Linked DNA regions of Homo sapiens: regions 1 and 3 are each linked to region 2. Evidence: chromatin loops called from intact Hi-C (ENCODE). Cell type or tissue: endothelial cell of umbilical vein. All regions are shown on one strand.

Region 1 (8,000 bases), 870 kb before region 2:
TCCTTGTGTGCCTTCAAACCAATCCAATGCTAGAGCCCTTTCTATGAAGGATACTAAGGTCAGAGAGAATCACATAGTGAGGGAAGCTGTAAAGCCCCATGCTACTTACAAAAGAAATGTGTTAAAATGAAGTCAAAGCCAGATTTAATGTCCAAACACTTTGCCAAAATGTTTTGTAATTTCTCATAAAGGTAGACACCCACCCACCCATGCCACACTAATCCCATTCTTGAGCATCTATCCAAGAGATAGAAAACATACGTCCACACAAAGACTTGGACAAGAATGTTTATAGCAGCTTTATTCATATTAGCAAAAAAACTGGAAACATACCAAATGTCCATCAACAGAATAAACAAATTGTGGAATGCATACATATAATGAGATAATTTCTAACCAAAATTTAAAAAAAACTCTTAATTTGATACACATAGCACATATGAATCTCACAGACAGTATGCTGAGCAAAAGAAGCTCAACTCTGAATACATACTGTATTATCTATGGTATGAAGCCCCAGAACAGGCAAAACTACAGTGAAAAAAAGTAGAACTGTGGTTACTCGAGGAAAGGAAGGGAAAATGGATTAAAAAGGGAAATTATTCTGAGATGATGGAAATAGTCAATATCTTTAGAGAGGTGTGGATTATATGAGGTATGCATTTATCAAAACTCATTGAATTGTATACAGGTTTTTATTTCATTATGTGTAAATTTTACCTTTAAAAAGCAGTAAACAATTATTGAAGTCTAATTCATAGACTTTTTTTTTTCCTAGTGGTATGGGTTAGTGATTTGGTTTGGCTGTGTCCCCACCCAAATCTAATCTTGAATTCCCATGTGTTGTGGGAGGGACCCCAGTGGGAGGTAAGTGAATCATGGGGGCAAGTCTTTCCCATGCTGTCCTCATGATAGTGAATAAATCTCACAAGATCCGATGGTTTTAAAAAGAGGAGTTCCCCTGCACAAACCCTCTCTCTTTTTGCCTGCTGCCATCCATGTAAGATGTGACTTGCTCCTCCTTGCCTTCCACCATGATTGTGAGGTTTCCCCAGTTATGTGAAACTGTAAGTCCAATTAAACCTCTTTCTTTTGTAAATTGTCCAGTCTCAGGTATGTCTTTATCAGCAGCTTGAAAACAGACTAATACAGTTAGCAATTCTGAAATGAATTTCTCTGTATCCTAATCTTAATCAAATGAGTAAATATATTAAGCATAATGAGATCCAAGTTTCTCACTGTTGTAGAAGAAAGTTACAAATATGGAAAAGGGAGGATTAGAATGTACAATGTGCTTTCAGATTAAAATTGGAGGTATCAGTATGAACTCATAGTTTTTAATAGATGGATGATAAATGGAGACTCTCTATATATATAGTTTCCCAGATCTGTCTACTTGAGAGGACCTAAAAGCAATAACAGCAGTAGCAATGAGAACATATGGCCTCTCCCAGGTAGTTCAGAGGTCCTTGTATGACTTCAGGCCAGTGCAGTGCTTCAACCAAAGCAAGTCAAATATGTGTACTTAGAAGTCAAATGCATGCCTGTAATTCCAGAACACTGGGAGGCTGAGGCAGGTGAATCACTTGTGCTCAGGAGTTCAAGACCAGCTGGGCAACATGGCAAAACCCTGTCTCTATAAAAAATATAAAAATTAACCAGGCACGGTGGTGCATGCCTGTAGTCCAAGCTACTTGGGGGCTGAGGCAGGAGGATTGCTTGAGCCCAGGAGGTCAAGGCTGACCTCCTATCCCATGATGGCAAGAAACTTAGCTTTTGAGGTTTTTCTGGGGTCACTTTGGCCAAAAAGGGTTCCTTCAGTTGGTTAAGGGGCTTAGGATTTTATTTTTATTTCTCAGTATGAAGGGTTAATTGTATTTTGGGCAGAATATATCCAAAGGACACCAGATCCTAATCCTAATTTCTGCTTCCATTTATACCCTACTATCAAAAACAAGCCAACTAACCTACAAAGTCATACTTTTTAAAACAAACCTATTAGATAGCTGAGGATTAATGAAACCAAAATGAACTAAAATCTAGGAAGTGACAAGCCCTTCCTGGGAACTGCCATACAGCTCCTATCATCTTTTGTAGGGTAGTGCAAGTAGGAAGTTACCATTAATAGATTTAAGGAGAAACTATCTAAACTTTGTAAGAATTTTATGACTAAATGACAGCTGGTGTGATGTTTAGGATCCTAAGCTCGATGCACAGTGAGAATCTGCACCTACTCATCACACCTTTCCCATGGGCCTTCACTAAGTGCTAATGCAAAAGATGATGAGCAGAGCAAGAGAGGTGAGATAGAATGATGAAAAGAGGGCAGAAGAACTAAAGGAAACTCTATGAAGTGCCACAGGCCTTCATTAAGTACTTGTCAGAGGGTTCTCACAGCTGGAGGAAGGGCAAGAGACCTAAAAGATCTCTTTGGGGAGCAAGTTCCCAAAATCTCAAGGTCTTTTTAGCTCTTCTGCATTGCCACCACTCAGAAACATACCATCCTAAGCCCCTTATGGACACTCTTAGCATTCACTAAAATTCACTGCCCAATACTCCATGGATAAGGAGAACATAGCAGAGCAGAAAGAGGTCCCTTGAACCACAGAAAGCCAGGAGGCAGAACTGTATAACAAAGCAAACTCTTTAACAACATAAAAATCTAGAAGCCAGTTTAGAAAGCAGAATGAGATTCTCCTTGGTTCAGGAAGCCAAAGATTGTTTGTACAAAAAGGTCTTGCCCTGTTGGAGGTAAAGTACTGACTCATTCTTGAATCATTAACCTATTGGTGAACTAAACCTAATTAAAATGACAGTAAACTTCACACATAGCTCAACTATAGTTTATACAGATGGCTGACAGAAAAAAAGGTATCCTGGGCAAAAATATTACTTACTTCAGTCTCTACTGTATTTTGACAAACAATGTCCTGTACACATTCAAAAATTACAAAACACATGAAGAAAAATAGCATATTTTGAAAGAAAATAAAAACAGACTGAGAGATGGCCCAAAAGTTAATATTATATAAATTTGATAAATATGTTAAAAGATCTAGTGGAAAAGGTACATAATATACAACGGGTAATTTGGCCACAGAAATAGAAACTATTTAAAAGAGCCAAATGAAATTGCTAGAAATAAAATATATGATGTCTAAGATGAAGAATTCATTCAATCAGCTTTTCAAGAGACTGGAAACGACAGTGAAAAGAATCAATAAACTTGACAACAGGTCAACGGATCATCCACATTTTAGCACAATAAAGTGAAAAGTAGAATAGCAATATCAAACAGTCTAAAGTATATGTAATTAGAATCTTATATTATGAATTGAAATTGTATTAATTGTAAAGGGAAAGATATACATAACTTAACCAAGTGATCAGAGTTAACAGTTCATCAGTATTGGAATGAACCAATAGCATGTGCCACCTGATATGACACACTAAGTATACTATATAACTTCAGTGGTGCAACTGTCCTAAAAATGCATAATCTGAATCTTACCATAAGGAAATATCGGACAAGACATAATTGAAGGACATTCTATACAACAGATGACTTGTACTCTTCAAACATTTTGTCAAGAAAGTCAAAGGAAGACAGGCATTATTCCATGTTTAAAGAGACCAAAGAGACAACTAACTGCAGTCTGTGAATCTGAATTGAATCCTGGACAAGAGAAACTATCAATTAAAACATTATTTGCATAATTAATTAAAATCAAATGTGGACTGTATATTATAGTATATATCAATGCTAAATGTTCTTGTTTTGATAATTGGACTATGGTTATGTAGGAGATGTCTGTGTTCTTAGGAGATATACAGTAAACTAACAATAAATGGTCACGATGCATCAAACTTACTCTCAAATGATTCTCTACAAATATATATAAGATATATGAATATGTATGCAGATATACATGCAGAGAGGGAGTAAGCAAATGGGGCAAGATGTAAATAATTGGTGAATCTGGAAAAAAGTATTATTGGAATTCCTTATGCAATTCATGCAGCTTTTTCATAAGTTTGAAATTATATCACCATACAAAGTTATCCCCAAAGAGCATCCTTGAAAATAAATGATGCTGCCAGAGAACACTATGCTGCTTGATAAATGCTTATAGGGCAGATAGGGAAATGCTGTGGTCAGGCAAGCAACCTAGGATTTCACTGGTGATCAAAGATATGTGTCAGTTCTGTACAGATTCTGAAATGACATTAGCTCAGAATCTAGGGACTTTAAAACAGGAAGAAACCGTGGCACTGCCCTAGCCCACGGTCCTCCTTTTACAGATAAGGAAATGAGATTCAGGTGTGAAGTCCAAGCTTCTTTGAGGAAGGTCCAAGTCTTTTGATTCTCAGTCTTCACCCCTTATGCCTTCGTTCTTCACTCATTCATCATGCTGCCTTCTCAAGAACATTATGGTGTCCCTAGCAGCCTTGCCACAGTCTCCTTCTCTTCCTCCTTCTCTTTAAGCCACCCTGAAACTCTGGCCCATAATATGGGTAACCAGCACAACTTGTGAAAGCTGAGGTGTGTATCTGCTTAATGTTATGGCATTTCTTACAGGGTGGGTATTGAGTTCCAAGGAACACGAGGGCTTTGCTGGCTCCTGGGGGCAGCATAACTCTTTACTACCATTTCCCCTCCCAGGCTACCACTTCCAAGTGGAGATTCATCTTAATTACTGTCCCTCCTATTTTTATTGACTGGTTGTTGAGAGGTATTGAACGCTCAATGTGTACTTATCACTCCCCTATCACACTGATAATATGACTTATTACTCACAATTTCGTTATTTCCTGATTAAGCACTCTTGAACTAAATAAGGGTGTGGTGTGTTTATGAGGAGGAGTAGAGGAATAGGAAAAGTTAGCACTTCCTTTCTCAAGAGTATGGGCACTCAGTAATATGTGGCATGTAACTTTCCTGTGGCATGAATTAATAAGGAGAAATATTGGATTCCAACTTCATGATGAGTTATTGCTAGCCTGATTACCCTCCATGCCACAGGGCAAGCCCTAAAGCCTCACGACCATATCACAATGAGATTCAACAAATTCCTCCTTCCCTGGAAACATATTTTATAGCAATCATCCCACTGGAGGCCTGATAATCTCTTCTTCCTATAGGAAGTTCAGTTTGGCCATAACTATAATCATTATTGTGACCATTAATCCTAGTAGCAGCAGTGTTTTGTTAGTGAATTGTTTATAATAGATGTTAATATTTATTTTCTAAAGAATGATGCATCAATAGCAATATCTTTTTGGTTCCCCAGAAACAAGGGGCCTGGGAGTAAAGGAGACTTTCTCTGTTAAAAATCATTTTACACCACGAGCCCTACTCCACTCCACCATCCCTATACCATAAGTAATTGTTTATTATTATTATTTTTTTGCTTCTTTTCAATATTATCTCCACCTTCCTCTACCATTTAGATTCTACTGAAAGCTCTCTAGTGTAGGCCCCACTGTCACTTGAACTTGGAATGAAAAGAATTGCGTGGATGGAATTAAATGACCTGCTATTCAGGCTGGCCACAGTAACTCATGCCAATGATCCCAGCACTTTGGGAGGCTGAAGTGGGAGGATCATTTGAAGCCAGGAGTTCGAGATCAGCTTGGGAAACAAAATGAGACCTTGTCTCTACAAACAAAAATTATAATAATAAAAAATAGCTGGGCATGGTGGTGCATGCCTGTATTCCCAGCTACTCAGGAGATTGAGGTGCAAGGATCACTTGAGCCCAGGAGTTCAAGGCTGCAGTGAGCTGAGATCACACCACTGCGTCCCAGCCTGGGCAACAGATTAAGATCTCATCTCTAAAATAAATTAATTAATTAAATAAATGACCTGATATTCAAAGAAAATGTATGAAGGAAGCAGTGAACAAAAAATAAATGGGTATATAGAGATACGAAATCAGAGATTTCCAGCCACCATCGGCATGAGCTGGAGCTGGCCACTGGGGTGTGACAATCTTCATAACTCAAGGCATTCCTGGGCTCTTCTACCTCTTTATATCCTGTAATTTTTTCAGTTATTTCACTACTATATTTCACATAGCAATGCTCAATAATATTTGTTAAGTCAATGACCTCTAGCACTTATGTATAGAAGTGATATCACTGAGCTTTTACTGGAACTATTAGGGGAAACCACTTTGTGTTTTTAAAATTCTATTCAGTACACTCCCCTCCCCCATTGCCAATCTCCCTCCTTTTCCAACACACACACATACACACACACACACACACACACACACGGTGATATAGAAAGATCAAGGACTTTGGTATTCACAAACTTGATTTCAAATCCAGTTCTGCCCTTATTACATTTGTGACCTTGGGGAAGTTACTTAATCTCTGTAAGGTCCAGTTCCTTGTCTATAAACAAGATTAGGTGAGATAATGTGAAATTCACTTGCAAATGGTTTAGTGACAAACATAAGTATTATTCCACCTCTCCTTCTAGTATTTTCTTTTTTAATAAGTCACAATATAATACTTTGTATATATTCAATTACTCCCTCAAAGTGTTAGTTTGTTTTTATGTGTCCCACAAAGTAAGTTACAACACTTTCCAGTAGCTAGCCACACCTTAAGCACATGACCACATGGATATAGTTTCCATGAAGTAAGATTGTGCCACTCTCCTCAAATAACCTTTCCTTAATATTTAACCAGGGCTGTCTACACTGAGAGAAGCTCTGCACACACAGGAAAAGTATACTCTGCCCAGAGATTTTCAGTCACACACTCATCTTCCTTAGATTACTTGGTATATATCCCAGCAACACAGGAACAAATTAACTCCTGTGGCGAAATAGCTTGCATTTAGTATGCTGGAGCCAGCATCCACCCTTACCTAAGAGCTGTCCTCACAAAGCCACTTTGGAAGTCAATTCCTATTCCAGAGAATTGTAAAGAGACGGTGAGAAAAGGCAAGTTGCCAGAATCATCCTGTCCCACCATGCCTCCGTCCCTCAGAATAGTGAAGGACAAAGTGCTTGGAGCCAGACTGACTGAGTTTGATGCTAATTCTGCTGTTTCCTTTCTATGTAACTTTAGGGGAGGTTATTTAGTCTCTCAGTGCCTTAGTTTTCTGATCTTCAAAACAGTGCTAACTACAGAACCCATCTTAAGATTTATAGAGAGGATTAAATGGCCTGACATATTTAAAGCCCAGAGTCCACACCTGGCACACTGGTAACTGGTGAATATTCACTATTATTGTCACCATGAAGTATAGCAGATTTGGTGGAAGTCCTAGGAAAGACCAGATTCTACCTGAAGCCACTTAAAGTCCTAGCTCACCAGTGAGTCACAGGACAGGCTAGTCATTTCTTACTCAAGAAAAGTAGGTGCTAAGAAAACTGTTAGTACCTGTGTCCTCACCAGAAAGCATTGCTGTGCCTGCCTAATCTCCTCATTTGTACCCAATATGTACCTGGAGCTCAGGGACCAGCTGCTGTGTCATGAGTATTAGCTATCACGGGTATTAGCGGAAACAAATACCCATGCAAGTCCACTCCCAGAAAGAACAGAGAAATACAAGTACCATAGGTGAAAACAGGGGACCCTGGGGCTGGTCCCCTTTTTTTCTTCCTTGTAAGTTGTGTATTTATATTTGGAATAGAGATTTGCAGTGGGAAGGCCGTGTGAAGCAGTGGAAGTCAGTGTTCAGTGGCTGATGAGTGGCTCTTGACCACCATAATTTTCTTCCTGACACATTTGACAGAGCATTACTGTCTCCTTTCTTAGCATCATGACACTATCTGGGCAGACACTTGCACAAGCCTGTGAAGACTGGATTGCAACTGCCCCTTCACACCTGTAAGAGTTGCTTCTCCATGACCATTCACAGAGCAACCAGAGGCAACGCCTTGGAAGTACTTCTTTAGAAAGGCATTTGAAGGATAGGTCAAGTTTCTTTTTAAAGTTGGTTTTGGATTTTCAATGCCCCTCCATCACCAAAAGAAAAATGT
Region 2 (8,000 bases):
GCAGCTCTTGGTTTCCCCAGGGTTCTAGGTTCCTAACCTGAGAAGTCCCCAAAATTCCTGAAAGTGTACACTTTTTGGTGTGTGTGTATATATAAACATTCAATTTTCTGGAAACAGAACCCAAAGCTCTCATCACATTTTTAAAGTGGGTCTTAATGTACTAAAGCTTCAGAGCTAGATAGAGGAAAAGGCTGTCAGATGGAGGAGGGAACTGTAAAATGCTACCTGACCAAAGGACCGGCAGGCCAGAGGACCAGCCAGGAGATGTGGAAGAATGCAAGGCACAGAATAGAGACTAAGATCTCAGAAAACATGATCTAGTAAATGAAATTAGTGGAAGTTCAGAGGAAAGCTACTTCTGGTTTAAACTGTGGGCTGAGAAAACTGAAAAATAAAGTTAAACAAGTTTTAGCCATAAAATTTTGGGAGTCAACCAATAGGCTCAGGTTTGAATGGCTTCAAAGAGCCAGTTTCTACCTAAAACTATGTTGACCAGACACACACGCTCCATCTGTTTTCCTAAGGACTGGGCCTAAGAAGCAGCCAGCCTCAGGGACAGGCAGGAGACACCTGCAGTAAGGGAAATAAAAACTACACTGAGTTAAACCAAACTCACTGAGTAAACTATGTATCTGTAACTTTATTGAACTGCAAGTGCCTCACACTCTGTATTTTCTCACACTGCTGGAGAGATGATTTGGTTGCAACCAAAACTTTGCCAAAGTGGCATAAGTAAAAGTGGATTTATTAAAAGGAATCAGCAGGAAGTAACAAGAGCTGGGACTCAAGACTGCCTTGGATTAGTAATGAGAGGCCATCAAGAGTCAAGGCAGCAAGTCTCCACTTCTCTCCCACTCCTCTTCTCCCTCCTGAGGAGCTGCCAGATTCTCTCCCCATCACTGCCTTTTCTCTGTTCTGCCTACACCTGACCCAGCACAGAGATGTCTTCAGCCCCAAAGCCCAGAGACAACCTCATAGTAACTGGCTCAGTCTCCCCAAATCCTAATTCTCAATTTCTAGCAGAGAGAATCTGTCTCAGCTCAGATCGCAGTCTGATAATTCATGTGCTTAGCTCTGTGTCAGCAGCAGACCCAGAGAAGACAGGCACCAAGCCTCACTAACACAGCAGGAGGGGTTCATGTCCACAGTGAGCAGTTCTCAGTGCTGCTGGGCTGTCGCCTGAAGGAAATACTTGTACCAAATGACTACAGGGCACTACAGACTGAGGAGGGACCCAGAAAAAGGTAAAAAGAGGAAGTGGCTATGCGTTCAGAGTCTAGAAAAATACCCTTCTCCCAATCCTGCCGATCTAGAAGGGGAAGGAAATCATTCCAGAAAAAATTTTTTAAAAACTTCTCTACAAGTATCCTAGTCTGATGTAAATGGCTATATGATTATAGAAGCTTCAACAGTATATGTATTAATGTATACTTTATCATTCTTAATTACAATGATTTTGCTGAAAGCATGTAGCTTATTCTCAATACATTTGTTTACAGTTTAGAAAAGTTAGTTTTTCATATATTATGTGATACTCCATGTTTATCTTTCCCCACTTAGTCTATCTGGTATAATTTTAGATTTCTGAAAATATATTTGAGACATCAAAATATTCTATTTTCAGTGATTCAGTTCAATCCGCAATAATCCCGTTATCTGCTGTTTCTGAGGATCAGTGTAGCCTATTAAACAGTCACAATGAAGACAAAAGGTTTTTACCTAAAGCCATTTCGAATGGAAGGAGCAGCAGCAGAGTCTAGGGCTTAAGAATCCACCTCCAAAGCCAGGCAGCCTGGGTCTGAATCCCCACTTACCAACTATGTGAATTTGGCAAAATTCTTCACCTAAACTTCAGTTTCCTCCGTTTGTAAAGCAGGGATGAAAGTAATGTCTACCTTTCAGAGTTGTTGAGCAGGATCTGAATCATGATGTACTTTACAGAATATGAGCACTTAGTAAATGTGAGACATACTCTTATTCTATATGAATTATATTGATGGTGATGAAGATGAGGAGGAAGATGGTAACCAGAGAGGCCTGACACTGTCTGAAGATCCTAGAGAGACTGTCTTGGCTGTGGGGTGTACGTCACCCTGGAGACAGCACACTAAAAGCAGTATGAGGAGAGGGTAGGTGACCAGGGGAGAGGAGTTTGCTTTCCTGTCATTACCCTCTAGCTGTAAAAATCAGTTAACCCCTTGATTTTCTCGAAAAGCAAACAAGTAATTGCAGTCATTTAATATTAAATGCATATATTTGTATATACTTCATCAGACAACAACAGTGGAAGAGCTAAGGGACAGGCTTTGGAAACAGAGTGGGCTCAAATCCCAGTTTGGCCATTTTTAGTTCTATAACCTCGAGCAAGTTGATGACCCTCCATGAGCTTCATGTGTCTCATTTGGAAATGGCAGTGAGAGGCATGGAGTAGCTCACTTCATCCCTGTAACCACTCCATCAGGGAGGTAGTTCCGTTTTTCTTATTTCATAGATGAGGAAACTGATAATGAGGTTAAACCGGTCACTTAAGTCCCTCAAAAGTCACATGACCTTTTTTCCCAAGATGGCAGATGAGAGGCTTTCCGCATACCTCAGCCACTTGCAAATAGCAAAATAGTGCATAAAGATAAACCCTGTGAGCTTTAATTCAAACAGGAAAACGGAAATCCACTTCAACAGCAAAGGACACCCCAGACTCCAGAGAGGAGAAGGTGGGCAAACAGCCTCCATGATGGCATCTGGCTGGTAAAAGTGAGTGAAGCCTCAATACATAAGAGGCAGAGGACCTCCCGCTGTCATTTCCCTTACTGCTAGGGATCCGCGCAACCCAGGCCGAGGGAGAGCACTTTGTTTCTCTTCAGCCTTGGAGCTAACTTGGGGAAAAGCTTACAGACGCTGAGACGGACACACTGAGAAAAGCTGCATGTATTTTCTCAGAACCAGGAATGACAAGGGGATGCCATTTTTAATCCAGGCTCAAACAAGGCAGTCATTCTTCAGCAATTTGGCAGTGTGGTCATGCAGACAATTTAGTCTTGGATCAAATATTGCAGCATTTGCTCTGCAGCAGGGGAAAGGCCTCCACAGCCAAAACTGAGCAACAAATATAGAAAGTAACCCAACAGTAGGTACTAGAATTGTGCTCTCCCCCATCACAGGTCCAAAAGTAAGAGGAGAGTCGCTGTAGCCATGGTTTATCTGGGCAATGAGGCGTGCAGACAGAGCCAGCTTGGTGGCCTGGAACTGGTTTGCATGTGTCCCTGCTGGGTGCCCAGCCTCCTCTCCTGAGGTTATGGTGCAGCAGGGCCTTCTACACTCCACCCCCAGGCAGATTTCCATGCATTCAGAGCACCTGCTCACCTGGATCAGTAGCCTGAGCCACCCATCTTTCCTGTGCAGAGACCGTGGTACAGTGAGGCCCTCTCTTCCCCACACCCAGGAGTATCTCCAGGCATTCAGAGCACCCACTTGCCTGGATCTGCAGCCAGAGCTACCCTTCCCTTCTTGTGCAGAGACTGTGGTGCAGCAGGGCCCTCTCTGCTCCATACCCAAGCAGATCTCCTGGCACCTGGAGGACCCACTCTCCTGGATGAGATTAGGCAGCTCCACTGCCTCATGCAGAGAACTTGAGACCAGGTGAGGTTCCCAGCTCCACACCTAGGCACATCTCTATGTGCCTAGTAGCCACCCATTGGACCACCCCTCAAAGCTGATGCTCGGACCTGCCATTGGGGGACCTGTAGGTGGGCCTGCCTGGTCTGGCCTGCCCATCTTGAAGCCCTCCTCCAGGTTGGAGCAGGGCGCTCAGACCACTGTGCACTCCACAGATTGGCCCTGAGGCAACAGAGAGTTTCCCCAGTAAACAAGGATCAAGTTTCTACTCAACTATATTGGCCACAGCTGGCTCTTAACCCAAAAGCCACTTCTTGGCCTGGACGTTGAATGGCACAACACAATAAGAAATCAGACATAAGCACACAGCACTCAGGAACGAGGTTAGTCTCCTGAGACCACTGCCCCCTGGTCCTACAGGAGGCAGTGAGCCTGCTCACAAGCCACCACAGAAATGCTATTTATAACCACAGAACTCAAACAGACACCTTGCCAGTGAAAACAGCCAGATCTGGAGACCCAACTCTTGGTGTGGTCCTCCCACAAGGGAGGTGGGAGCACAGCCTCCAAAGGCCACCGTGGGTCAAAGGAAACACGGGCATGGCATTAGCCGCTAAAGGTGGCACCACCACAGCCCTGGAACGAACATGGAGAGAGGGTCGTCTCATACTCCCTTCCCGCCTCCTCAATGTGCTGTGGCGGACTTGGCAGTGCGTCCTCCTGCTGGGGCCTGGAGAGTTTGGGCTGAAAGAAACTGCTTCCTGGGGCTTCTCCAGTGGCTCCAGCCGCTGAACGCGAATGTGTACTGGGGGAGGGCGCTTTTCATGCTTCTCTGTTGCCTCCCTCTGCCCATTCCCCAGGCAGCTATTACTCTTAAGCGCCATCTACTGGACTGCAGCTTAAACAACACCACCAAACAAAATTACACCCCTACAAGCAACAAAGGAGAAAGCCACTGTAGGAACCTCTCTGCAACCAAGGAACTCATAAACAGCCTTGGAACTCTGAAAATACCCAGAAACGTAGCCAAACAATCACACACAATATACACCACAGTAACAGCCCCAAGGACAAAAAGAATAAAAAAATCAAGAACTCTCATCCAAACAATAACAAAATCAAAAAAAAGAAAACATCAGTTCTTTCAAATGAGAAGAAACCAGCATAAGAACTCCAGCAGTAGAAAAAGCCAGACTGTTTTGTCACCTTCAAAGGATCCCACTAACTCCCCAGCAATGGATTCTAACCGGAATGAATGTCTGAAATGACATATAAAGAATCCAGGATATGGATAGCAAAGAAATGCAACAAGATCAAAGAGAAAATTGAAATCCAAGACAAGAAACAACACAAAAACGACTCAAGATTCAAAAGATGACATAGCTATGTTAAGAAGGAACAAAACAGAACTTCTAGAATTGAAAAATTCACTATAGGAATTTCAAAATACAGTTGGAAGTCTTAACGGCAGATGAGACCATGCAAAAGAAAGAATTTCAGAACTCAAAAATCAGTGCTTCAAATGAACCCAGACAAAAATTTGAAAAAAAAAAAAAGAATTTTAAAAAATGAACAGGCCGAGTGCAGTGGCTCACGCCTATAATCCCAGCACTTTGGGAGGAGGAGGCGGGCGGATCACGAGCTCAGGAGATGGAGACCATCCTGGCTAACACGGTGAAACCCTGTCTCTACTAAAAATACAAAAAATTAGCTGGGCGTGGTGGCGGGCGCCTGTAGTCCCAGCTACTCGGGAGGCTGAGGCAGGAGAATGGCGTGAACCCGGGAGGTGGAGGTTGCAGTGAGCCGAGATCGTGCCACTGTACTCCAGCCTGGGCGACAGAGTGAGACTCTGCTTCAAAAAAAAAAAAAAAACAAAGCAGCCAGGCACCATGGCTCATGCCTGTAGTCCCAGCACTTTGGGAGGCCAAGGCGGGTGGATCTTCTGAGCCCAAGAGTTCAAGACCAGGCTAGGCAACATGGTGAGACCCCCATCTCTACAAAAAATGCAAAAACTTAGCAGTGCATGGTCATGCACACCTGGAGTCCAGCTACTAGGAAGACTGAGGCGGAAGAATCACCTGAACCCAGAAAGTCGAGGCTGCAATGAGCTGTGATTATACCAGTGCACTCCAGCCTGGGCGAGAGTAAGACCCTGTCTCGAAAATTCAGGAAAAAAAAGAAAGTAAGTAAGTATTTGAGAAATACGAGATTATGTAAAACAACCAAATGTATACCTTATTGGCATTCCTGAGAGAAAAGAAGAGAAAATAAGCAGCTTGGAAAACATATTTGGGGATAAAATTCAGGAAAATTTCCCCAATCTTGCTTGAGAGGTTAAAATGCAGATATAAGAAATCCAGGCTAGGTGTGGTGGCTCACACCTGTAATCCCAACACTTTGGGACACCAAGGCAGGAGGACTGCTTGAGCCAAGGAGTTCGAGACCAGCCTGGGCAACATAGGGAGACCCCATCTCAACACAAAATACCAAAAAAAAAAAAAAAAAAAAAAAAAGATTTAGCTGGGTGTGATGGCACATGCCTGTAGTCCCAGCTACAGTCTTAGGAAGCTGACATGGGAGGGTTGTCTGAGCCTGGGAGGAGGTCAAGGCTGCAGTGAGCCGTGATTGCACCACTGCACTCCAGCCTGGGCAACAGAGTGAGACCCTGTCTCAAAAAGAAAAAAAAAAAAAAAAGAAAGAAAGAAAAGAAACCCAGGGAACTCCTGTGAGATACAAGACGACCGAGTCCAAGGCACATAGTCATCAGACTTTCCAAGATCAACGCAAAAGAAAAAATCTTAAAGGTAGCTACAGAAAAGGATCATGTTACCTATAAAAAGAAACCCATCAGAATGACAGCTGACTTCACAGAAGAAACTTTATAAACCAGAAGAGACAGGGGGCTGAGGCAAAAGGATCACTTGAGCCTGGGAAGTCAAAGCTGCAGTGACCCATACTCATACCACTGCACTTCCAGCACGGGTGATGGAGCAAAACCCTGTCTTTTGAAAAAAGACTAAAAATAAAAGACATAGGGTGGCAAATTGAATTTTAAAACCAAGATCCGTCCTTCTGCTGTTTGCAAGAGACCCATCTCACATATGATCACGCCCCTGGGCTCAAAGTAAAGGGATGGAGGAAAATCTACCACACAAATGGAATCGAAAAAGAGCAGAGGTCCCTACTCTTATACATATATCAGAAAATATAGACTTTAAACCAACAACAGTAAAAAAAAGGACAAGTAAGAGCATTACATAATGATAAAAGGTTAAATTCAACAAGAAGATTTAACTATTCTAAATGTATTTGCACCCAACACTGGCACACCCAGATTTATAAAACAATTACTTCTAGACCTAAGAGAATACTTTGACAGCCACATAATAATAGGAGGAGACTTCAACACTTCACTGATGGCATTAGACACATCACAGAGGCAGAAAATGAACAAAGAAATTCTGAACTTAAATTCAACACTTGACTAACCGGACCTAATAGGCATCTACAGAATACCCAACAACCACAGAATAGTCATTCTCCTCATCTGCACATGTAACATTCTCAAAGACTGAACACATGCTGAATCATAAAGCAAGTCTCAATATACTTTTTAAAAACTGAAATCATACCAAGCATCTTCTCAGACCACAATGGAATAAAAATAGAAATTAATACCAAGAGCAACTCTAAAAAACACACAAATACATGGAAACTAAACAACTTAACTCCTGAATGACTTTTGGGTAAACCACAAAATTAATGCAGAAATCAAAAACTTCTTTGAAACAAACAAAAGTAGACATAATATACCAAAATCTCTGAGACATGGCAAAAGCAATGTTAAGAGGAACGTTTACTGCACAAAACACCTACATCAAGTGGAAAGATCTCAAATTAACAACCTAACCTTGTACCTAAAGAAACCAGAAAAACAAGAACTAAACCCAAAGTTAGCAAAAGAAAAGAAATAACTAAAATCAGAGCAGAACTAAATGAAACCAAGACCCAAAAATACCATACTAAAGATCAATAAAATGAAAAGTTGGTTCTCTGAAAGGATAAACAAGATTGATAGGATTAACAAGATTGATAGGATTGCTAGCTGGATTAACAAAGGAAAAGGAGAGAAGATCCAAATAAGCACAATCAAAAATAACAAAGGTGACATAACAACCGATACCACAGAAATAGAAAAGATCTCCAGAGACTACTATGAACATCTCTATGCACACTGATTAGAAAATCTAGAGGAAGTAGACAAATTCCTGGAAACATACAACCACACAACTTCCCAAAATTGAATCAAGAAGAAAGAGAAATCCTGAACAGACCGATAATGGAGTAATGAAACTGAATCAGTAATTTAAAAAACCTACCAACCAAGA
Region 3 (8,000 bases), 370 kb before region 2:
TCCTGGTAAATGATCTGAATGAACGATGCTTGAAAAATGATTCTTGCACTCTGTGTGTGTGTGTGTGTGCGTGTGTGTAAATTGTGGTTTAGCTTATTTTATGTGATCCACTTAGTGTTTTTGTAGATGTTTTCTTTTTCTAAGATCAAACTTGGCTAATGGAAATACTCTTCTTGGTATGTTATTACTGTGTTTTAAGGAAATTACAAATTACAAATTAACTTATTAGCCAGGTACTCTAATGGATTAATTATAAGCATAGCTATAAGTGTGTTGAAAATGCAAGCCTTTTTTTCTTGAGATTCTAAGACTACTACTTTTAAAACCTCAGTGATTAAACAGTTTCATATAATTTAAATTTAGCAAAAAAGAACGGAGATATGGCATTTTATTTTTTTTTTTATTTTTTATTTGTTATTATACTTTAAGTTCTAGGGTACATGTGCACATTGTGCAGGTTAGTTACATATGTATACATGTGCCATGCTGGTGCGCTGCATCCACTAACTCGTCATCTAGCATTAGGTATATCTCCCAATGCTACCCCTCCCCCCTCCCCCCACCCCACCACAGCCCCCAGAGTGTGATATTCCCCTTCCTGTGTCCATGTGATCTCATTGTTCAATTCCCACCTATGAGTGAGAATATGCGGTGTTTGGTTTTTTGTTCTTGCGATATTTGACTGACAATGATGATTTCCAATTTCATCCATGTCCCTACAAAGGACATGAACTCATCATTTTTTATGGCTGCATAGTATTCCATGGTATATATGTGCCACATTTTCTTAATCCAGTCGATCATTGTTGGACATTTGGGTTGGTTCCAAGTCTTCGCTATTGTGAATAATGCCGCAATAAACATACGTGTGCATGTGTCTTTTTAGCAGCATAATTTATAGTCCTTTGGGTATATACCCAGTAATGGGATGGCTGGGTCAAATGGTATTTCTAGTTCTAGATCCCTGAGGAATCGCCACACTGACTTCCACAATGGTGAGATATGGCATTTTAATAAGGGATTTACCTTGCGTTAGGAACACGTAGTTAAGTAAATATAGTCCTTTGAAAGAGGATATTTTCAGTGCATTTTCACAATTTAAAGATATTTGTATTTTTTCCTCTTACAACAGCATAAATCAAAAGGTAAGAACTTCCTATTCCTGATGTTTATTCATTTTTTTTAACCCTCCTCATCAAACCTTTGCCTTGCTTTTAACATGCCAGGAACTAAAGTGGCTGACATCTCTGTTGCACTTTCTTTTAAAATGTCAAAAGGAAAAGATATAATGGAGATTGATAAACAGAAAAATCAATATAATATGGTATTATTTAGCAGAAATAATTAATGTTAAATGAAGAGCCTTTGGTGGAGGCTTTGTTGTATGTAACATAAAAGCTTGTCATGTTGGTATTTTCCTAGATTCTTCTAGGAAGAAGTTTAAAAGTTTTCGATATCACAGAAATGTATTATATTTGGAGGAATATGTGTAGCATTATATTTGCATAACTGAAGTTATGACTTGGGGGAGACTTCCATGTTATATTTACCATATTAAAAGAGATGTATAGTCTAGTCATTTCATAGTGTACTGAATTTATATTGAGAGATATACCTTATGTAAAGGAATCTGATTCTCTGACTACAGAGGATGATAATGATGACGATAACATTAAAAAGCATAGGTACTCTTTTCAGTAGAATAAATGAGTTTGTCTTGGATTATACTAACACTTTTACTACAGAAATGAATGGATTCTAATTTTAAAGGTTTGTAAATGAAGACTTAACAATCATTTTTGTAAGCTCATTATAAAATAAAAGAACATGTATTTTTTGATTCAAAAGTATTTGCTAAGGATTTTCCTCCACATGTGCCAGATCAGCCTTGGAACACACACCCCACTATTCCTTCCATTATCTACCATGGGATTATAGGTTTTTAGAGTATTTATGAATATATAACATTTTGATTCAGAATGTTCAACCTATATGAAATTGTCACTGAAGGTTTATCAATCCCTCCCCCATAATAGCAGGTGTTCCTATGAGGACTCTGTAGTACTGTGTCTTCTAGATTGCAAACAAAAAGCATCCCGTAACACACACACACACACACACACACACACACACACACAGTCGTGCTTAGTGTGTGCTTTTGTTCATTGAAAATATAAGCATATGTGAGAAAGGCTCCTTTACCACAGACTGTTTGAATGACTATTTCATTTTAATCTCTGATTTCTTGCATCAGAGAGTTGTGGGAAAGTGAATTTTTATTTTAGTAACAAGACTTATTTTTATGTACACACACATACATAGGCTACTGAGATAGCATTTTTGTAAATTAGTCCGCCCTTGGGATATGTACCATATACATTAGGCTACTTTAAGAAGCTGTCTTTTTGATTGTGAAAAATAATTTCATAGGTTTATATGGTTCCTAAGTGTTCCTTTAGCAAATTCCAACTTACAGTAGTTTTATATTAAGCTCCCGATACGTTTACATGTAGAAAATTGTGGCTTAATACAGTATAGCATAGATGTGACACCTTTATGAATGGCACTACAGAAAAACGTCACTTTTTTCTCCCCCAGATGTCTATTTCACAGATGTCTGTCTTCTTCAAATGAGAAGTTGCTGATTGTACATTCATATAGTTTTCTTCCAATTTATATAATGTGCATGTAGAGGCACACGCAGAATGTGATGGAACTAGCAACATCATTTGTACATTGACAACAGATTTTAGTTTTCATCAGTATTTTAAGTTCATCAAATTACTTTTTAGTACCTTGAATAACATTTTCTCAAATATGCAGTGATCATACTTTATTACAGCAATGTGGCTTTCTTTGATTAATATAACATATAAAATGTTTTTTAAATTTGTCTCTTTTCATTCCCTTGCATAATGAGAGTTTTATTCTGTAGATCTGAAGTTTACATGTGAAAATTATGTGATTTTTCACATTCAAGATCTTGATTGATAGTGGCACTCAGTAAACACTTGCCACTTGTTAGATACTAGTCTGAGAACTTCATGCACATGACTGATTTAATACTCACTAAGCTAATGTGGTGGGTGCTAGCCCTGTTCTCATTTTAAAAACAAGGAAATGACAGGCCCAGAAAGGTTAAGTAATTTGGCCAGGGTCAGGTAGCAGGTCCAGGATGTGTTCTACAAAACCGAAACTTTGCTTTTCCTCTTTAGATTTCTGACAAGAAACCTATTTATGCGAAGTGTTATTGTTAACATTGTTTTTGAGCTTTGTTAGTAGATAACTTGCCAGTATCCTCCCAGTGATCATAGTGGACCTCCTAGCTTTAGCTCAGTTTCGGTGACATTTGTTGTTTGCTAATGATAAACAACTGACGGGATGGCCCTGCCCTTCCTGTAGGGGATGAGAGCTGCTGCAGATGCCAGAGCATCCAGTGAGAGAGGGGTGCTGGCTTTGTTCCCAGGTGCCCCAGGAGTACAGAGGTGGCACTGCCTGGGAAATTCAGGAAGGCTTTCTTCTGGATGTTATACCAGGATTGAAGTTAAGCAGTCAGCTGTCTGAAAAGAATCAGTGTGGGAGTGGGGTAGAGGGTTCAGAGTGGGAGTAGGGTAGCGGCTTCTGGGCAAAAGAGAGACTGAGCAAAGATGGAGAGGCAGAAACATTATGATAAATGCAAGGCCGTTAAGTATATGTTGGTGCTTATGTGTCAGATTTTCTTTGAAGCATTCTATTCCATAAAATAAACTTAACGGTGTGTGCTGTAGTTTTCCTTGGGGCCTCTAATCTCTGGCACTACTCACTTTCCCCAGAAGATATATGGATCTCACCTTGAGAAGCCTGATGTATAAGTAGATATCATTCTGATGTGGGAGAGGTTGAAGAATCTTTACTATAGAACATTTACACTTAGTTTCTCAATAAGAAAGCTCATTTTAAACCTTGGAATGTTATATAAACAAGTGGTAATTTAATTTTGTTCAATTCCATTAAAACTGTTATTGTCCTCCCTTTATTGAAATAATTTAGTGATATTAGTTTTGTGAGCTATATTTATTTTTTTTAAATAGCATAAAATTGGCATAAAATCATGAAATCACTTATTACTTTCCATTGCTAATTTGGAGTATAATGTTTTTGTTCTAATTTCATGTTTCTCCTAGCTACAAGACATCCATTTAATTTTATACCTCCAAAATGAAAATATCCTTGATTAAGATAATTCTATATCCTTCATGATTGAATGTTGAGCAGTTTTATATTTTTAATAAAAATAATTTCATGAAATTTGTTTCTTTTGGAGATACTTTATATACGAATGTCATTGAAAAAATCTGTATTTTAAATATTAATCTTCCATTATTGTTTTGTATCAGGATCTTGTTATTTTAGAATATCTATCTAGTACAGGCCTGAACAAAAACATGCCTTGACAACTATTCGTTCTGCAGAACAGTGTAATTCATTTTGTTAATACAATTCTTTGGAAAATATATACACATATTTTCAATTATTTATCTTCATTGGGTGAGTGGCTACCTGCAGGATTGGATTGTGTAGGTTTAAATATAGTTGACTCTTGAATAATGCAAGGGTTAGGGACACTGACAACCCGGCACCATAGAAAATACGTATATAACTGTTGACGCCTCCAAAACTTAATGACTAATATCCTGCTGTTGACCAGAAGTCTCACTGATAACACAGTCAATTAGCTCATATTTTATATGTTTATATATAATATACTGTGTTCTTATAGTAAGGTAAGCTAGAGAAGACGAAATGTTATTAAGAAAATCATAAGGAAGAGGAAATATACTTAACTGTTCATTAAGTGGATCATCAAAAAAGGTCTTCATCCTTGTCATCTTCATGTCAAGCAGGCTGAGAAGGAAGAGAGTGAAGGGAATAGATGGTCTTGCTGTCTCAGGGGTGGCAGAGGTGAATTCCCATGTATAAGGACCCCTGCAGTTCCAACCCATTGTTAAAGGGTCAACTGTAATTTTGTACATGTCTAGCAGTATAATATCTTAGGACCTGTGATTTGTAGAATAATTTTTCAGGCTCTGTAATACCATTTTTAAGGGATGGTGAAAGAGGTATTCATCCCTAAATTAAAGAGCCTTTAAGTAGAATCCATTAGGTATGCAATGGACATCACTAGGAATGGTTTCTTATTTATGTGGGTTGGCCTAAGGTGAAACTCTGTCCTGCAAAACAATAAAATCTTGATAAAACATGTAAGTCAGTAAGAAGAATGATATTAGATCCTCTAATATGACTCACATACAGAGAGTCTATTGTTCTGAGCAGCAGTGATGGTCTTTTCATATAGGAATATAATTATAAAAACAATATGCATTTGTCTTAAAAATATGGTTTTCTACTCTGTAAAAGTAAAACTCATTCATCATAGAAAACTTACAATTCCAATTTTTGCTTTCACTCCTCTATACCTGTCTATACATATTTTTAAAAGGAAAAATTGTATGCTTTTGTGTAAGCCTTTAGTAACCACTTGCATTTGCGGTATCTCATGAACATTTTCCAGTGTTATATATTCTAGAAAATGTATATATGTGTGTATATATGGAAGATGTATATTGTTGACAAAATTATATTGACGTATTTAAACAATCTTCTATTATTAGGTGGTTTCTTATGATGGTTTTGATAAACTAAATTTACCATAGACTCTTGGATTTCCATAATTTAAAAATTAAAATGAATTTGTATAATGAAAATATATTGGTGCTTCAAGTGTATTATTTTATCAGGGTTTTTGAAATTAATTTAACTGTAGGGTTTTAATTATAAGCCTTCTTACATTTTTTAGAATAAAGCAGGCTATAAATAAATACTAAAATACTATATTATCTGGATTAATCATGTCTTGGGAGCATTTTGAGATTGAGTCTACTTATTTAGACAGAAAAATAAGATCCTTCTAATTTTGTAAAAACTGACGCATTGCCCTAAAGTAAGTACTTCACTTTTTTTGCTATCTGTAATCTATACAAACAGCTTTTGAAGTTTTTAAAATAAGATCTGCCTTGTCACTTCTGGTGTTCTCATTAATGTTTATTCATTCATTGTTTGACTTTATATTTTATGTTATTTTAGAAAATGTGTTATATAGCTTGTTAGCTACTTTACATCTTTAAATCACATTACATAAGAATCTTTATTTTTAGGGGTTTGCTTTGTGAGTTTAGTGGTTAGATTATTTGCATCTCTCTACTTAAAAACAAAAACAAAAAGAACCTGATGGTTGGCATTTCCAAAACATTTATTAAAATATGATTTTAAAACTATGAAAAATCTTTAGTTTGCTCTCTACTGGGTTTCATTGTAGAGGGAGTTCGTTGTTGTTTAAACTTGAAGATGATTGATTTTAGGAATAAGATAAATAGAGATCAGCGACCAAATGTACATGATGTCTCATCTTTTCCCAACACCCTGCTGTTGCCAGTAGGAGAAAATACACAGTGTCACATTGAGATGGGGTCTTTCAATTCCATCAGAGTGGCAGCCTGCGGTGAGTTTGCAACCCCTGGGTGAAGAGAATCTCAAAGATGCCAAGCATCATTTTGGCTAGATGAACAAGGAGATAGATAGATAGATAGATAGATAGATAGATAGATAGATAGATAGATAGATAGATGATAGGAGTTGTATGTAGAGTTAAGATTTATTATTTTAGTTAACACAGAAAAGAGAAGGCAAATACTGAGTGACCTCAAAAATAAAGCATAAGGTAATATCCCATAAGCTTTACTCTACAAATCACCCTTTCTCAAGATGACTTTCAAAAACAGAGAGAGGAATCCAGAAAAATGTTTACAGATGTTTCATTGCTGGAAAGTGGGTAGTACACTGTTCTCCCAGGACTTATGTCGCAAAATACATCCTCATTGTTTAAGGAAGTCTGCAAGGGAACAGATCTGATTTCTCTATCAGCCCTTCTCCCTACAGCAAGTTAGAAAATTAAAAACCTATATTTCCATTGGTTATTTAAGAATAATATTCCAGAATTCCCTCATTTTTCAACCACACATTAATCTACCTACTTTTTCAATATCCTGAGTTTAGGATACTGAGGAAACACATGGTGTTTCCACATAACCAGCCAAGGCTTAAGAACAGAATGGGGGGACTGCATTTTAAGAATGTCACTCTTGAGGCAGTAATACCACCTACAATATCTAGGGTCACCTTGTAGGTAGGCATTTATCACCCTTTTATGACTGATGAAACCTAGACTCTGAGTTTATCACTGTGAGTCAATTTATTTGCTCTTTTATTCACTCATTTACTCAAAAAGCATTTGCTGATTGATCACTTGCCAACTGTCCTGGGAAGATGCTGGAGATGCAAATTGAACAAGATGCTGCCCTCGCCCTGCTCTCAAGTGGCTCACATCTCTTCCAAGGCTGTTACTAAGCCATGAGGCCTGGGGTCTGTAGAGGGCTCTTTCCAGGATCCCACTGCTGACAAAGGTCAATGGTAGGGCATCTGCTGAAAGGTGAAGTAATAGATGGTCCTGATCAGAAAGAAGAAAGAGGCAAATGTTACATATTAGAAAAGACAAATTAGGCTGGATGCGGTGGCTCACACCTGTAATCCCAGCACTTTGGGAGGCCTAGGCAGGTGGATTGCCTGAGCTCAGAAGTTCAAGACCCAGCTGGGCAACATGGTGAAACCCTGTCTCTACTAAAATACAAAAAATTAGGGCATGGCAGCTTGCGCCTGTAATCCCAGCTACTTGGGAGGCTGAGGCAGGAGAATTGCTTGAACCTGGGAGATGGAGGTTGCAGTGAGCTGAGATTGCACCACTGCTCTCTAGCCTGGGTGAGAGAGCAAGACTCCATCTCAAAAAGAAAAGAAAAGAAAAGACAGATTAGCCTAGAATATGAAATCAATGTTAGAACAAAAGATTAGATTGCATATGCAACACTATTTAAGTGTTAAAAATTGAAACACAGACACTTGAGGCTGGT

The links. A loop is a pair of places that touch in the nucleus more often than their neighbours do. Peaks named below come from ENCODE experiments on the same cell type or tissue, not always from the same donor. Only the 100,000 strongest peaks of a DNase experiment are listed, where the experiment ranks them.
Region 1: a loop joins it to region 2, with 4 times the contacts of the local background. A loop is called at or near these places in 1 of 110 quality-filtered maps.
Region 3: it touches region 2 in a loop (2.2-fold over the local background); 1 of 110 quality-filtered maps calls a loop at or near these places.

The regions. Positions count from the first base shown.
Region 1 is chr4:148,849,129-148,857,128 of GRCh38, reverse strand. All of the region lies in intron 2 of LOC107986195 (a long non-coding RNA gene), which reads right to left. Among named protein-coding and RNA genes, the nearest start is that of LINC02430, 300 kb to the left of the region's middle. In endothelial cell of umbilical vein, a CTCF peak has its summit at 4,596; a DNase peak (open chromatin) is centred at 4,828; H3K27ac peaks cover 304 bases.
Region 2 is chr4:147,980,672-147,988,671 of GRCh38, reverse strand. The region is part of intron 18 of ARHGAP10 (Rho GTPase activating protein 10); the gene reads right to left. Among named protein-coding and RNA genes, the nearest start is that of MIR4799, 200 kb to the right of the region's middle. RefSeq lists an enhancer at 7,296-7,345. In endothelial cell of umbilical vein, a CTCF peak has its summit at 4,518 (motif pointing left); a DNase peak (open chromatin) is centred at 4,491.
Region 3 is chr4:148,351,038-148,359,037 of GRCh38, reverse strand. All of the region lies in intron 2 of NR3C2 (nuclear receptor subfamily 3 group C member 2), which reads left to right. Among named protein-coding and RNA genes, the nearest start is that of NR3C2, 87 kb to the left of the region's middle. In endothelial cell of umbilical vein, no CTCF peak of the experiment used is centred here; DNase peaks (open chromatin) are centred at 3,247, 4,637 and 5,227; H3K4me3 peaks cover 374 bases; H3K27ac peaks cover 3,179 bases.